2 separate regions of the Homo sapiens genome follow, and region 2 is linked to region 1. A link is an interaction called in ENCODE POLR2A ChIA-PET data of the cell type or tissue named here. Cell type or tissue: MCF 10A. All regions are shown on one strand. Each heading gives the region's core, and the rest is flanking DNA. Links, peaks and the distances in the headings are about the cores only.

Region 1 (8,229 bases), core at 2,103-7,102:
AGATTTTTTAAATTTCTGCCTTTTTTTGTTTTTTAAGACGGGATCTTGCTCTTGTCTCCCAGGCTGGAGTACAATGGCACAATCTCGGCTTACTGCAACCTCCAACCTCCACCTCCTGGGTTCTAGCGATTCTCCTGCCTCAGCCTCCCAAGTAGCCTGGATTACAGGTACCTGCCACCATGCCCGGCTAATTTTTTGTATTTTTAGTAGAGACGGGATTTAGCCATGTTGGCCAGGCTGGTCTCAAACTCCTGACCTCGTGATCCGCCCGCCTTGGCCTCCCAAAGTGTTGGGATTACAGGTGTGAGCCACTGGGCCCGTCCAGGTTATTTTTTAAATTTATTGAGGCTTGCTTCATGACTGAGCATGCGATTGATCTTAGAGAGTCTTACCTGTGCAGATGAGAAAAAAGTATATTCTGTGGCTGTTGAGTGGAGTTTTCTGTAGAAAACTATTAGGTCTAACTGGTCAGGTGTTGAGTTTAAGTCCAGCTTCCTTGTTAATTTTCTGTGTTAATGATCTGTCTAACGCTGTCAGTGGGGAGTTGAAGTCTCCCACTAGTACTGTGTGGTTGTCTAAGTCATGTTGTAGGTCAAGAACTTGTGTTATGAATCTGGTTGTTCCAATGTTGGGTGAATATATATTTAAGGTAGTTAAGTCTTGTTGGATTGTACCCTTTATCATTATGTAAGCTGGGCGCGGTGGCTCACGCCTATAATCCCAGCATTTTGGGAGGCCGAGGCGGGCGGATCACAAGGTCAAGAGATCAAGACCATCCTGGCCAACATGGTGAAATCCCGTCTCTTTTAAAATTACAAAAATTAGCTGGGCATAGTGGCGCACGCCTGTAATCCCAGCTACTCGGGAGGCTGAGGCAGGAGAATCGCTTGAACCCGGGAGGCAGAGGTTGCAGTGAGCCGGGATTGTGCCACTGCACTCCAGCCTGGCGACAGAGCAAGACTCCATCTCAAAAAAATAAAAATATCGTTATGTAATGGCCTTCATTCTCCTACTTAATTTTTATTGCTTTAAAGTTTGTTTTATCTGATATAAGAATAGCAATGCCTGGGCTGGACACAGTGGCTCATGCTTGTAATCCCAGCACTTCGGAAGGCTGAAGCAAGTGGATTGTTTGAGCACAGGAGTTGGAGATCAGCCTGGGCAACGTGGCAAAACCCCATCTCTACCACAAAATACAAAAATTAGCCAAGTGTGATGGTGCATGCCTGTAGTCTCAGCTACTCAGGACACAAGGAGGCTGAGGTGGGAGGATCACTTGAGACTGGGAAGTTGAGTGCAGCGAGCCATAATCACACCACTGCACTCCAGCCTCGGTGACAGAGCCCGTCTCAAAAAAAAGAATAGTGACTTTTGCACAGTAGATATTTCTCCATCCCTTTACTTTGAGCCTGTGGATGTTGTTACACGTGAGATGAGTCTCTTGAAGATGGCTGGTCTAGCCACTGGATCAGAGATTTAAGTGTAAGACCTCAAACCATAAAAACTCTAGAATAAAACCTAGGAAATACCATTTGGGACATCAGCCTTGGGAAAAAATCTATGACGAGGTCATCAAAAGCAATTGCAACACCAACAAAAGTTGACAAGTGGGACCTAATTGAATGACAGAGCTTCTTCACAGCGAAAGACATTATTAACAGAGTAAATATACAACCTATGAAATGAGAGAAAATATTCCCCAACTATGCATCTGACAAAGGTCTAATATCCACATCTGTAAGGAACTTAAATCAACATGCAAAATATAAATAACCCTGTTAAAAAGTGGGCAAAAGATATAAATGGACACTTCTCAAAAGATACACAAGCAGACACACGTGAAAAAATGTTCAGCATCACTAATCATCAAACAAATACAAATCAAAATCACAATGAGACACCACCTTCCTCTTGCAAAAATGGCCATAATTAAAAAGTCAAAAAACGGCAGATGTTGGTATGAATGTGGTGAAAAGGAAACACTCTTACTCTCCTAGTGGGGAATGTAAGTGAGCATAACCACTGTGGAAAACAGTATGAAGAGTCCTTAAAGAAATAAAAGTAGAACTCCCATTCAGTCCAGCAGCCCCACTACTGGGTATCTACACAAAGGAACAGAAGTCATCCTGTGAAAAAGGCACATGCACATGCATGTTTGCACAATTCACAGCTGCAAAGGCATGGAACCAACTTAAGTGCCCATCAACCAACGAGCAGACAAAGAAAACGTGGTATATATACACCACGGAATACCACTCAGCCACAAAAAGGAACAAATGCCTTTTACAGCAACTTGGAGGGAGCTGGAGGCCATTATTCTAAGTGAAGTAATTTAGGATTGGGAATGAAAAACCAAGTATCATATGTTCTCACTTAAAAGTGAGAGCTGGCCGGGCGCAGTCGCTCACGCCTGTAATCCCAGCACTTTGGGAGGCCGAGGTGGGCGGATCACGAGGTCAGGAGATTGAGACCATCCTGGCTAACATGGTGAAACCCTGTCTCTACTAAAAATAAAAAATTAGCCAGGTGTGGTGGCAGGTGCCTGCAGTCCCAGCTACTCGGGAGGCTGAGACAGGGGAATGGTGTGAACCCAGGAGGCGGAGCTTGCAGTGAGCGGAGATCGCACCACTGCACGCCAGCCTGGAAGACAGAGCGAGACTCCATCTCAAAAAAAAAAAAAAAGTGAGGGCTAAGCTATGCGGATAAAAAGGCCTAAGAATGATATAATTGACTTTGGGGACTCGGAAAGGATGGGAGGGGGATGAGGGATAAAAAACTACATAATAGGTACAGTGTATACTGCTAAGGTGATGGGTCCAGTAGAATCTCAGAACACATCCATGTAACTGAAACCAGCTTACCCAAAAACTATTGAAATAAAAATAAAAATTAAAAAGTAATTACTCCTGGGGATCTGTTTAAAATGCACTGTTAATATTCCATGACCCATCTTTTAAATTTCCATTCAAAACCCTGCAAATACTCAGAAACAGATTTAAAATCTCAAACCATTGCCAAAATTACAACTTGATTTGTGCAGAGTTGAGAGGAATTTCCAAAAACATAAGTTCTTAGGGGTCACACATGATGGCTCAGGCCTATAATCCCAACCCTGGGTGGCTGAAGGCCAGAGGATTCCTTGAGGACAAGAGTTTGAAACCAGCCTCTGCCACACAGCAAGACCCTCTGTCTCATTAAAAAAAAAGACACAGGATGGGCGCGGTGGCTCACACCTGTAATCCCAGCACTTTGGGAGGCCGAGGCGGGAGGATCACTAGGTCAGGAGATCGAGACCATCCTGGCTAACACAGTGAAACCCCGTCTCTACTAAAAATACAAAAAAATTAGCCGGGTGTGGTGGTGGGTGCCTGTAGTCCCAGCTACTCGGGAGGCTGAGGCAGGAGAATGGTGTGAACCCAGGAGGCGGAGCTTGCAGTGAGCCTAGATCACACCACTGCACTCCAGCCTGGGCGACAGAGCGAGACTCCATCTCAAAAAAAAAAAAAAAAAAAGACGAACTCTTTTAGGAGTTTTCAAAGAGGGTTTTCTTACAGTTCGTCTAGTGGCTCACATGAATATTTCTGTTATTGGAGAGCATCCCATGAAGGACTGGCTTCCAGAATCCCTTCTCCTTCCCACTGAGCTGACCCACCTGTGATTCTGGCTCTCAGGATCTTTGTAGGACACAAGGCTCAGCCTTCTTCATCCTCCATCTCATCAGATTGTCCAACAGAGGCCAGGGAGTCCTCTCGGGTTCCTCCCCAGATATTACTCAGACTCTAGCAAGCAGCAGGGCCGCAAGATCCCAGCCACTTCTCTGGATCCATAGATGCCTCAACCAATGCAGGGATTCTACGCATTTCTGGGCTGCAGCCTGAGGACAGGGCTATTATTGTTGTAAAAGGCACAGCAGCTCAAAAGTTTACAGGATGCTCAAGACCCACGGGGAAGTGAGACGCTAACCTACTCTCTACTCTCCTGGCCTAGTGCAGTCACCCCTGGTGGTGACTCTGATCAAGTATAGCTCAGAGGGTGACTTCTCTTGTCCGATCTTCAACCAGCAACTGATTGTCCTCAGACAAATAGGTTTCACAATGCAGTATCACTGTCTTCAGTTTAACTTTTACATTAATTTACTTCTCACTTCTTCTCACTGGGTTCGTGTTTTTGCAGGCAGAAGTTTCTGGCTTGAAGACAAAAATCTTCAACTAGTTATAGAAAATCAAACAAATGCTTGGCTGCTTTTTAATTGGGCAGATGAAGTACTTTAATATTGATAAAATGGCTCTAATATTTAAGTAGCACGTTTACAACTCTAAAGATGAAAACTATCAATAACTCCACCAGTCTGACAACCAAGCAACAAGAATGCAACCCGTTTGTGGCTTCCTAGCCAACAAACACAGCCCCACTGAGGAAAGGGGGAATGAAAAGAAGAAAAAGCATTGCAGCATTTGCATTAGGCATTTTAATTGTCAAAATGTCACACACAACAATATTGAAAATCACGTCACTGGAAACGATTCAAAGCTGAATGCCACATTCATAATGGCAAGCAAGATGCGAAAAACTAGAAAAAAAATCCCTTCTTTTGCTCTGAATTACATAGGAATGGTGACCAATCTTATTTAAATTTACAAAATTTATCTACATTACTATGGATTTCTAATATGCTGCCTCCTTAGCTTTCCCTGCAAATATAACAAAGGAGAGAGTCATCCAGGATGATGGGGCAGCACAGAGTCGAGTGCAGGCCTGAGCACCATCTGCAACAATGACAAGCTCTTACTTGCTCAGGTCTTCATTCAAATGGTAAACCACACATTCCAATACTCAAACAGAACAGGGCTGTCCATATTCACATGTGGCTCCAGTTTCCTCATCCATAAGAAAAAAACCTTTCTGGCTCTAATAGCTTTTGATTTTTAGAAATAAAGTTTAGAAGGTCTGTTTCATCTAGAAACACTAATTACAAAAAAAAATACTATATTCTAGGGCATTTTAAAACTTTTTCTTTACAGGACCTAAATGTTAACAGTTAATCTTTAGAAAATAATATTTGAAATCCCCTACTACGTAGCTATTAAAACGTCTAAATTTTGCACCAACTTTTGTTAACCCTGGAGGCATTTACTCTTATATCCATGTTAGGAACATTTACTTGGATTAACAGAAATGTGTTGAGTGCCCTTTAAACATTTCCACACAATATGTCATTATAATCTTGTGAAATAGTCTGTATTTTCTTCTAAAGAATCTTTTCAGTCAAATGTTTAATCCATTTAGGAATTTGTGTTGAACTAAAGTAATTCAGTCAAAACTACCAATTAACTAGCTGCAAGCAAATACTACTAAAGTGTGTTTCTGATAATTCACCTCTTAATGATTGGTAAATAAGGAGATGAAAAGCAAAATGGGGATTCTGAGCAATAAAATGTTACCATTGTTCCTTCCACTTTGCCTACCCAACAGAGCAAGATTAATGTTTTATCATTTATTTATCTGAGCCAATCGCTTGTCATTAAACTTCACTAGATCAATGTTAATGCCTTAGTAAATCAGTTGCACTACTGGAGTGTCCTTGAGTATCTAGTTGCACTTGTATATATTTCTCTTTTGTATACACATTCTCATATAAACGCTAGTATAATGCAAAACATCCCAGATCTACCAGAGTAAGTCGATAATTCAAAGGCACAGTAAATTCCAAGAAATGGCAGCACATATACATGTTGGCTTATTCCAATGTCTGCCATCAATGCAAAAAATGTGACCTGTCTGTACTTGACACAAGGGATCTCTAGTCCTGGCTCATACCATTGCATGAGAACAGGTTATTACATTTTCAGGAACTTCTGAGAGTTTATTCTTAATAAAGTCATCATTAAAATGCATTCTATAAACTTCCAACTAAATTATATTAAAACAATAATACTTAAGACTCCTCATATTCTAATTATTTCAGTATATTTTATTATCTATGTTCATGGTGCATCTACTCAATCTGTATGGTAGAATTATCCTAGGATGGTGTGCTAGCATCCATCTCGTCCCAACTCATCAGTGACATCAGCTTGGTAGCTTGAATCTGGCCATGATATCCTTACCTACAACACAGAAATGTGCAAATACTACAAGCCAAGTTTTGTGTTTTTCAGTGAGTCAGTTGTTAAGCATTTACCAGCACACCACTGGATTTGGACAACCCGGGCACGATCCCTGCTCTCTTGTAGTCACCAAAAATGCAAGATGCTATGGGACTAGTTAGCAAGACTATGGGATCAGGAAAGAACTACCGGAGAATATGTTACTTAAGTAGAGTCCCAGTGAATGAGTCAAGGTTAAACAGGTGGGCAATGAGGATAAAGAAGTTGTTTTACCAAGCAAGGGGAAAACAGACTGCAGGATGGAGCCTCATCCCAGAGATTCAAAGCCCAGGGTGCTAGTGACGGAGTACAAAGAGATAAGGCTGAAAAGATGCAAGACAAATCTTACATATTTTAAGAAAAGGCACTCAGCCGGGCACGGTGGCTCACGCCTGTAATCCCAGGACTTTGGGAGGTCAAGGCGGGTGGATCACGAGGTCAGGAGATTGAGACCATCCTGGCTAACACGGTGAAACCCCATCTCTGCTAAAAACACAAAAAATTAGCCAGGCATGGTGGCGGGTGCCTGTAGTCCAGCTACGGGAGGCTGAGGCAAGAGAATGGCATGAACCTGGGAGGTGGAGCTTGCAGTGAGCCGAGATCGCGCCACTGCACTCCAGCCTGAGCAACAGAGTGAGACTCTGTCTCAAAAAAAAAAAAAAAAGACAAGACACTCGTATTCATGACTGTATTAAAAACACTGGGAAGCTACTGAAGATTTTTAATCATGGGGTTAGAAGGAAGAGAGATGAGAACTCTCTTGACACTTGACTGAACTGGAAAAGGAACCAAAAGATTGTCCAAGAAAAGACAGACAAAAATGACCACCAGGCTTCCCTGGCAACGTAGCTAGAAGCAAAATCTTTCTGAGCATGCAGCCGTATTGTATTTTTATTTAATGATCGCTTAAATGCTCGACTCCACTAATATAAACATTATTAAGCATATACAAAAGAATAGGGAATTTTAAAAAGTGAGATAAAATACAGTTATGTAAAGTTCTGATCTCTATTTCCACACTTCCATGGTTCTGCAGCCAACTTCACAGGCCACTGCTGAAGCCAGCTTTGGAAGATGAAACATAGGATGCACAGGCAATGGGACTTGGTGAGGACTGCATGGAGCTGGGGCCAGATGCCACTGTCAGGGAAGATCTAGCTCATGCCAAGAAATCCAAACTAGCATAAACCTCTTCAAAACCTGGCACCATGGCTGTAACCAAACTCCCCCCAGCTTGCCTACTGACTGCATCACAACAGTGGGGCAGTATTTCCTGGTACTCAGTTTCACCCGAGGCAAACAGAAAATGTTAAACAGGAAATGCTAATGTGTGTGTGTGCGCCTGCCTGTATGGGTGTGCGTGTACATGTGAGTGTGTATGTGCACACACGAGTGTGCATGTGAGTACATGTCTATGTGTGCATGTGAATGTATGTGTATCTTGAGTATATGAGCATGTTAGTATCTGTGTGCACATAAGTGTACATGTGTATGTATATAAGTGTGTGCGTGTGTGTTTGCACTCACTAGTCTGGGGGCTGGTTTGTGAGAGTGGGGCGAGGAGCTGCTGGTGTCACACAAGGCTTGCGATAACAGAAAACATTTTTTCTTCCCAGTAAAAACAAATCCCAGCCTTCTAGCGGTGACTCGCACCCTCTCAATCTCACTCTCCACCTGCTCCTTGTTCCCCCATCTGCCCCTCCTCTCTCCTTCAGAATGTTTTCTGCAGTGCTTTTTCTCATCTTAGCTTGCTCTCTCCTTCGTTCAGCCTTCTAATCATCTTGTCCATTCTTCCTGTTTCTCACTCCTGTTTCTGTCCCGTCATCACTCTCCTGGGAATTTTTGCTAAACGGCAGAGGAAGGCTGAGAGTGTTTAACACAGAAATTCTTTATTTCTCCTGCACGTCCTCATTACAGAAGCATCTACAATAATGTCCACTTGCACACACAGCTCCTGACCCTCCACGGGGGGCTGGTATTGCGGATGGGGTGTGGAGGCAGCAGAGGAACATTGGGAAACGTCTATGGATCCAGGCTCAGCTCAGAGGCTGAGTTCAAAACTTGGCACCATGGCTGTGACCAC
Region 2 (8,229 bases), core at 2,107-7,106, 60 kb before region 1:
AACATGACCTACAGTAGACTGAACTCCCTGACCTAGGTACACTAAGATTTTGGATATCACGTGTTAGTTTGCTTAACTGGAGGTGGCTCTCAAAGCTTATTTGGTTGGTGGCTGGAACTAGGACTCCATGGTGGCCTAAGATGAGTGGGCAGAGATGCCAGAGCTGCCCTGGCATGGTTGGAGGAGGGAATCTGAAGGCCTAGGGAGACGAAATGTTGAAAGGATTTTTACCACGGCAACCTGCACGCCTACCCACCAACTACATCCCCCAGGAGACCCCAGAAAATGCCTTCTTTACTAAGGTGTTGAGAAATACATTCATGGGGGGAACACCTGCATCCTTAGAAGGTCTGTGGCTTTCTCCTTTGTAGGCCAGGTATGATGGATCGGGGGTGTGGCCACCATTGATGTGAGCTCCCAACAGCAGAAGCCAAGAGGCAGTGCCCAACCTCCAGACGCAGTGCGAGCATGCCCGCCATCACGGACCGCAGCACGTGCCTGTGGTCAGCAAGCCCTGGCCTGTAGGAGGTTTGGCAGAGACTAACTGTCCCAAGGTCTCTGCGACTGAAACAGATGAGAAGCCTGCTAGAACACTGCCTGGGAACTCACCTCACAACAAAGGGAGTGGAGCACTGGGTTCAGGCCCATAGAATTCACTTCAAGGAGAAGGAAAAAAAGCAGAGACACAGACGGCAGCAAAGGCAAGAAACCAGCAGCCCCAGGGAAAGCAGCAAGGCCAGCTTTGTGCTCCATTTGGCAAATTGCTAAGGTAACTGAACAAAATATAACTAATGAACAATTACAGTGAAGTTCATAATTAGCTCCTTGAAACACCTGATAAAAAATATTTCAGATTCTTTTTTAAAACAACCATACTCAAGTGAGGTGAGGAGAGGCCGACCCAGGAATTGGAGAAAGCTATGAATGGTTCCTCTGGTTTGAAAGGAACAAAGCCCCCTAAATCATTATCCAGGTAACAGCACTGGCCTCCCAGAGCTGATATGCTAATTTGAAGGAGAGAGTGAATGTGAGTGGCTAACTCGAGGCTTGACATGTAGTACATGAACAAGAAATACTTGTTCCTTCCCTCCTGTTGGGCAAGAAGTTCACTGAGGGTAGACAATGCCATCCATTACTGTCTATATTCTGTGGGGTTCTCTGGGAGCCTGACACCAAGAGATTCTTAGAAAGTATAGCTAAAAAAGAATTTTTTTTTTTTTTTTGAGACGAAGTCTTGCTGCTCTGCCGCCCAGGCTGGAGTGCAGTGGCGCGATCTCAGCTAACTGCTACCTCTGCCTCCCGGGTTCAAGCAATTCTCCTGTCTCAGCCTCCTGAGAAGCTGGGATTACAGGCATGTGCCACCATGCCCGGCTAATTTTGTATTTTTAGTGGAGACGGGGCTTCACATGTTGGTCAAGCTGGTCTCGAACTCCTGACTTCATGATCTGCCTGCCTCAGTCTCCCAAAGTGCTGGGATTACAGGCATGAGGCACTGTGCCTGGTGAGAATATCCTTGTTTTCAGGAATTCACAATAGAGTATTTAGGGACAAAGGCACATTGTGTGTGCAGTTGACTCAAACCATTTAGAAAAAAAATACACATAAGTACGTGTGTATGTGTGTGTACGTAAGGAGAGAGAAAAGGATTAAGCAAATGTCACATAATGCCAACATTTGGGCAGTTTGAGTGAAGATTATCTAGAATTGTTAGTGCTATTTTTGAAACTTTAATTTGAAATTATATCAAAACACAGAAAGTAAAGGAAAGGAATACAGATACTTGCTTCCCAGTTTCCTCTAGAGCTAGCGGTGGCCATGAGATACAGTTCTTAGCCAATGAGTCGGAGGAGAAGGCTGCTGACAATCTTTCTGGGGAGAAACTTCCCCCTGGTCAAATAAGAACGGGCTTCAAAGAGACTTCTCACTGCACTGGCTGCCTCATTGCTTTAAGTATTTGAGGATGTGGTGCCGGAGCTGCAGCAGCCATCTTGTGACCATGAGGAAAAGCCCAAGAAACTCACAAAGCTTTCCCCATGTATGAGTTTCCGTGACACTGTTGCCCCACTTATGTTACATAGGATCATTCAATTCCTATACTCCTTCAATCCCACTCATCATTCCAGGCCCAGTGTCAGAACCTGTATCACTCAGGACCAGGGGGACAGAGCAGCCCCCATGTCAAACATGACCAAAGGGAAAAGAGAGCTTTGGAGACTCTTACATCAGCAATTAAGACCTGTGACGTAAAAATGATACGTCCCTTCCACTCACAACTCATTGGCCTTCATACAGCACATGGCCCAGCCTTGATTCCACAATTCTTATTCTTGAGGGGTTTTCATGCCTAAGTTTTGCCTCTTTTCCTCAACTATAAATTCCTCATGGTAAGTTTTTAAAGTTTTTAAAGATAATGATGCCCAGAGTTTTCTCCCAACTATTAAAATCATCACCTGAAGTCAGGAGTTCGAGACAAGCCTGGGCAACACGGTGAAACCCCATCTCTACTAAAAATACAAAAATTAGCTGGACAAGTGGTGCACACCTGCAATCCCAGCTACTCGGGAGGCTGAGGCACGAGAATCTCTTGAACCTGGGAGGCAGAGGTTGCAGTGAGCCGGTATTATGCCGCTGCACTCCAGCCTGAGTGACAGAGTCAGACTCTGTCTTAAAAAAAAAAAAAAAAAAAAAAATCAGAATCCTTAGGAGTAGGGCCTAGAAATCAGATTTTACAATTCAGGTAAAACATACATTTATAGTCCACAGCAAAAATTTTAACTGTACATCTCAAATATCTTTATTATGGTAAAATATACATAACGTAAAACTTGCCACTCCACCCATTTTTAAGTGTACAGTTCAGTGGCATTAAGTACATTCACAGTGTTATGCAAAAGTCACCACCATCCATTTCTAGAAACTTTTCATCATTCCAAACTAAAACTATGTACCCATTAAATATTCACTCCCCATTCCTTCTCTCTCCCCTTCCCTGAATAAGCTCTGGTCTACTTTCTGTCCCTGTGAATGTGACTATTCTGGGTATTTCATGTAAGTGGAATCATACAGTATTTGTCATTTTGTGACCAGTGTCTGTCACGATAATGGGTTCAAGGTTCATACACATTGCAGTGTGTGTCAGAACTTCATTCCTTTTCGTGGCTGAATAACATTCTATTGTAGGGACAGAACAGTAACCATTCATCAGCAAATGCTTGTGTTGTTTCCACCTTTTGGTGGTTGTGAATAACGCTGCTACAAACATTAGCTTACAAGCATCTGCTTCTGTCCTTGCTTTCAGTTCTTTTGGGTATATACCTAGGAGTGCAATTCCTGGCTCACAGGGTAATTACATGTTTAACTTTTTGAGGAGCCACCAGTGTGTTTCCACAGCAGCTGCCCCAATTTACATTCCCACCAGTAAGGCACCAGGGTTCAGTTTCTCCATATCCTCACCAAAGCCCAAGTTTTTGCTACACATATATGAACTCAAGTAACCACCACGTGGATAAAGACATCTAACATTTCCTGCATCCCAGAAGGTACCCTCATGGAAACCGGTATTGTTGCAAGCTCCCCAGCAGCCAGGGTCAAGAACCACGTCTTAAACTTTTAGGGGTTCTATCTCTGTCAAGGTTGGCTAACTCTCAACCTAAGAATAAGCCTCAAGTCTGAAGATGGAACATTAAAAATGACATTGTCACCTTGACAGAGTGGTTAATAACACCCCAGCGGGCCGGAGCCCATCAATCATGGGCTGCTGCCTTCTGTTTCGAGAGCTGAGGAAGACACCAAGATGGAAAGGAGGGAGGCAGCACAGGACAAGCTGGAGTGGCTGCCTAGGCACAGAAATCCCATACCACGCCTCCCCAGGCCTCTCCCCAGACTGGGAACAATAAATCTAGCAGCCAGATAGAAGCACTGCCCTCCCTGAATTCAATTTGCAAGGTCAACCAGGCCTAACAGAATTGTGACATCGGCGTCGCAGTCATTTACAACCCACTCTTGCCGTGTCTGAACATGAAAGCAATTATGTGATACATACTTTGGCAAGAACCTGAAGCTCCCATCAAGGGCGAGAGAAACACTGTCGAGTCAGGATATGTAAAGAAAGAACAAAGGAAAAGAAGGAAAGCCATAAAGACACATTCATAATGAAAATTTGAAAATTTCCACTTCCTTAGAAATCACATAAGAAGACTTAAGAGTCAGAAACCTTTTGAAAGCTCCATTGTCTTAAAAGTATAAATAGTATCTTTTTAGAAACCCACAATTTCAATCAAGCTGGAATAATGGGAAGTACCATTCATTGAACGTTGTCTTTTGAAATTTCATGACACATGAAATGATTCTCACTCAAAATCGAATTAGAGGCTCAAGCATGTGAGTTTGTGACAATGTCAAAGTGACTTGGAAAATGTACACGTAATTGATCTTCTTCACTGGGGTATGATTTTTTTGATCAATCTAGATATTCAGGAAGTACCCACGATATCAAAAGAGGGAGTCTCACTATCCTTCTTGGGAACTCTTTCCAAAAGGGCTGGCCCTAGCCCATGTGACCTTGGGCAAGCTCCCTGAACTTGGGCCTTATTCCCCATCTTCCAAATAGGGATAATGATGACACCTACCTTCTAGGGTTATACTCAGGATCGTGGCCCTGGAACAGCACCCAGCATATGGTATGTACTACAGCAGTGTTAGCTATTATTGGCAGGAAATGGCTAGGCCCCAAGGGCTCAGCAGAACCCAGCCCAAAGCCCACACAACTGTGACTCCAGCCCCTGAAGTCAGTGGTCTCAGGCCCTGTTGCAAAAGGACAGCTCGGCAGACCACACAGTAGAAGCCATATCCTTTAGCCACCAGACAGCCCAGCGGACAAAAGCCTTAGCAACAGGCACAGAGAGGACCCAGGAGTCGTTACCAAAACTGCAGTTCCCTCCACCCCAGCCTGGGTGAGGCAGGAGCACCCACCACCTCCCTCTTCAAATGCCTTCTTTCAGGTGCCAGTTCCCACCGGCAGCCCTTAAGCACAGCTTGCCTGCAAGCCAGGGACTCCTGCGCCAGGCCATTCAAGGTTTCCATCCTCCCTGTGCCAGCCAGTCCGACTCAGAAGCCATTCAGCTCAGGGATGTCCCAGTACAGATGCAGGGCCTCGGGGTTCGAGAAAGCACCTCGTTGCTCCATGGCTTTTCGAGCGATGATCTGTTTGACGGCAACTTCCACTTTATTGCCACTGAGCGTGTACTGCGAGGGAAGGGTAGAAAAAAACAAGAAACTGCACTTAAACCTGAAGCGGGGAAAACGCACGGCCCTGGGTATATCCAGGCCCAAAAGGCCCAGCCTCCACCCGGAGAGCCAAGAGTGAATGAGTCTCAGCTCCAAGACGCCCCTCTCCCTGCTAGGTCTGCAAAACCTATTTCTGAAAGGCAATTTCAAGACCTGGTGCTGAAACCCAAGTCTAACACTCCCTGAAACCCTCCCACACTGCCCCTGGCACAGTTATTGAGAAAGTGAGGCTATTTCAGAGATGCCCAGAGGTCACCATGAGCACCTTCATTTTTCTAACGCTGCACACCTCAATGGGCCCCACTGGGACCCGCTGCATGTGTCACATCCAAGCTGACCTCCAGAGGGCCCTCAAGACACCCCACTGACCCCGGCAGTGCATATTCCAGATGGGAACATAAAAAAAGTGTCTCTCAGGGTCCAGGCTCTGCCTGACCAGGATGAAAATGCAGACATAAGATCATTCCTAAATCTGAGCAGGCACCCTGAGCAAGAAAGTTTTCAGGGAAGATGTGGCTTCTGCCACCACCACATCTGGGGGATGCTGGGTGAATTCCTGAACCTGGTTCATTTCCTTGAATGAAAGTGGGGGTGCCAGCACCTAGGCTGTAGGGCTGTGAGTCAGGGGGTAAACAGGTCAGTGCACGCACAGCTTCAGAAGCGCCTAGCTACTATGTTTTATGATGATTTTACTTTTATTTATACTTTTACTTCTCTATACATTTTATTACATTATTCTATGATAAAGACTAGCTGCTGCCATTACTTCAGAAGTGGCCCAGCTTCCTAGAGCTACGGGCAAGAGCATCCCCAAGTTCCCATGAACTCCTCCTCGGAGCCAGCCATCTGCAGCAGACGGTGCGTTACTTTTTCTCGTAGTTGCACCCTTTCCAAACATTCAGAGCTCCTCTAAGATTCGTGGCACATGTGTTTCACCTTGAATCCAAACGAGCCTTTGGTGGCGTGGGTGTGTTGTGGGCTAGAAAACCTCAAGAGCAAGAGAGCCCAGTAGGGCTCCTCTGCCTGAGCTCTGGATCACTGGTGCCTTTTTTTTTTTTTTTTTAACCTGAGCTGTAATTAAAATTCATTCACCTGAAAAATTCAGTCGACGTGTGAACTAATTAGGGATCTAAGCGCCGGCTTCCGAGGAGGGCCTGCATGTCACTTCGTGTGGTGTCGCCGGCCCTCCCGCTGTGAGATGGAAATGGCTCGCCTGCTCTGTGCCCCACTACGCTTCATGCAGGGGTCCATGTGCAGCTCGTGGGCACGAATAACGCCACCTTCCACCTGCTGGTAAAATATAGCGGCCTCCCCTTAAAAGAAATCCTGCTACCGTTTCCTCCAGGGAGAGGGGAAAGGCAGAGGAAAGGGAAAGAGAAAAGAAGCCTCCACCCCCTACCCCTGCACGGGGCCTCCCCAGATAGACAGGAGCCCAGCAGCCTCCTGGCAGGAAGGGCCAGATATCCCAGCCACGTCCTGAGCAAAGGCCCGCTGGACTTGGACAGCCATGGCTGCCTGGGGGCTGCAGGCAGGAAGCCCTCAAATGTCAGGAGTCCATTCCACTTGGCCATGACCCGCCCGGGGTCCCCAGGTCTTTATTCCAGGTGAGCAGAAGGTGGGGCTGGCTACGGACACCACTTCCTTCAGCAGGACCCCTCATCTCTCTGTGTTTCCTCATCTGTAAGATGGGCTTGAGGAACACAAGCTTGTCCCACCTCATAAGGGTCAGAGGACCAGCTCCCGACCCACCACTCACTCACCAGACACCACAAGCACCTGCTGTTTTCCAAGCAGTCAGCTGAGCTCTGAGGAGGTGGTGAACCCACGAGGTTCCTGTCCTCAAGGAGCCCCCACTCCAGATAGAAAGACATGAACATACACAAGAGCTCACCCTCAGTCCATGGCAAACACTGTCAAAGCTAAAGATGGAGGCCAGGACACTGTTCAAACAGGAAATGCAGGGAAAGCCTCTCTGACATTTGAGCAGAGAGCAACTGAGATCAGGTGTGTGGAAGGGCACTGCACGGCGTGCACACCTACTCTGAATGAAGGTGATGGTGAGCGGAGGCAGCACAGAAACAGAGGCAGGAGGGCTGCGTTCGGGCACCCCGTGGCCCACGGCACCACCAGAGAGTCTCTGTTGTCAACCCATCTTAGAGATGAGGAAACTGAGGCTTGAACGCTAAGTGAGTTGCCCAAAGTCATGCCTCGGGGACAGAGTGGGAGCCAGGGCTGTGACAGAGCCCCTGTGCACGAAGACCCTCAGAGGAGCCGCTGTGAAGGCTGGCGGCAACGACCACGCCGGCAAGAGCCTCCCTAGTCCCCGCCACATCATCATCATCAGGGTGCCGCATCATCACCCTGAGCTGTGGCGGGCGGGTGAGGGGCTCCTCTCCTCAAGTCACAGGCCAGAGATGGATCAGTATTACTCAACACGAGGAGTGGGGCTGGCTCTGGGCCCAAATATCTCCTGAGCACTCGCCAAGGCCTCCCACAAATACTGAAAATGGTGCTGGCTTCCCAGGGAACAGAAGTGGCAGTGTCTCTCCACGCAGAGACAGAGACAGGCCACCTCCCATTCCCACCGCTGGGAAGGCCCTGGTCTCAGGCTATTCTTGGGGTGGTGGGAGGAGGGTAGCCCACTCTCCGCAAGCACCATGTGAAAGGTCAGACCTGCAACAAGCTCTCCTGCCTCAGCAAGGCCCCAAGACTTTGCAGATGGGACCTCAATTGTCCTCTTCTGACCCTGAAGTGGGTCCAGTTCCCGAATGGGCAGGCTGGGGCCATGCCGTGTCACCTCCCTGTGGAGGCTGGGCCCCTCCTTAGCTCAGCAACGAAAGAGGTAAATTCTCTCCTAAGCCTGCCACGAGGGTCCGAAAATCCAAGGGCATTCAAAAACCTGGAGAAACCCTCCCAATGACTTCCCGAATGGACCCAGGAGAA

The links. Peaks named below come from ENCODE experiments on the same cell type or tissue, not always from the same donor. Only the 100,000 strongest peaks of a DNase experiment are listed, where the experiment ranks them.
Region 2: POLR2A ChIA-PET joins it to region 1 with 9 read pairs; 3 of 35 experiments call an interaction of 5 or more read pairs at or near these places.

The regions. Positions count from the first base shown.
Region 1 is chr5:178,821,655-178,829,883 of GRCh38, forward strand. No RefSeq gene overlaps it. Among named protein-coding and RNA genes, the nearest start is that of ZNF354B, 34 kb to the right of the region's middle. In MCF 10A, for the core only: no CTCF peak of the experiment used is centred there; a DNase peak (open chromatin) is centred at 4,767.
Region 2 is chr5:178,762,092-178,770,320 of GRCh38, forward strand. It overlaps the pseudogene AACSP1. Among named protein-coding and RNA genes, the nearest start is that of ZNF354A, 36 kb to the left of the region's middle. In MCF 10A, for the core only: no CTCF peak of the experiment used is centred there; no DNase peak of the experiment used is centred there.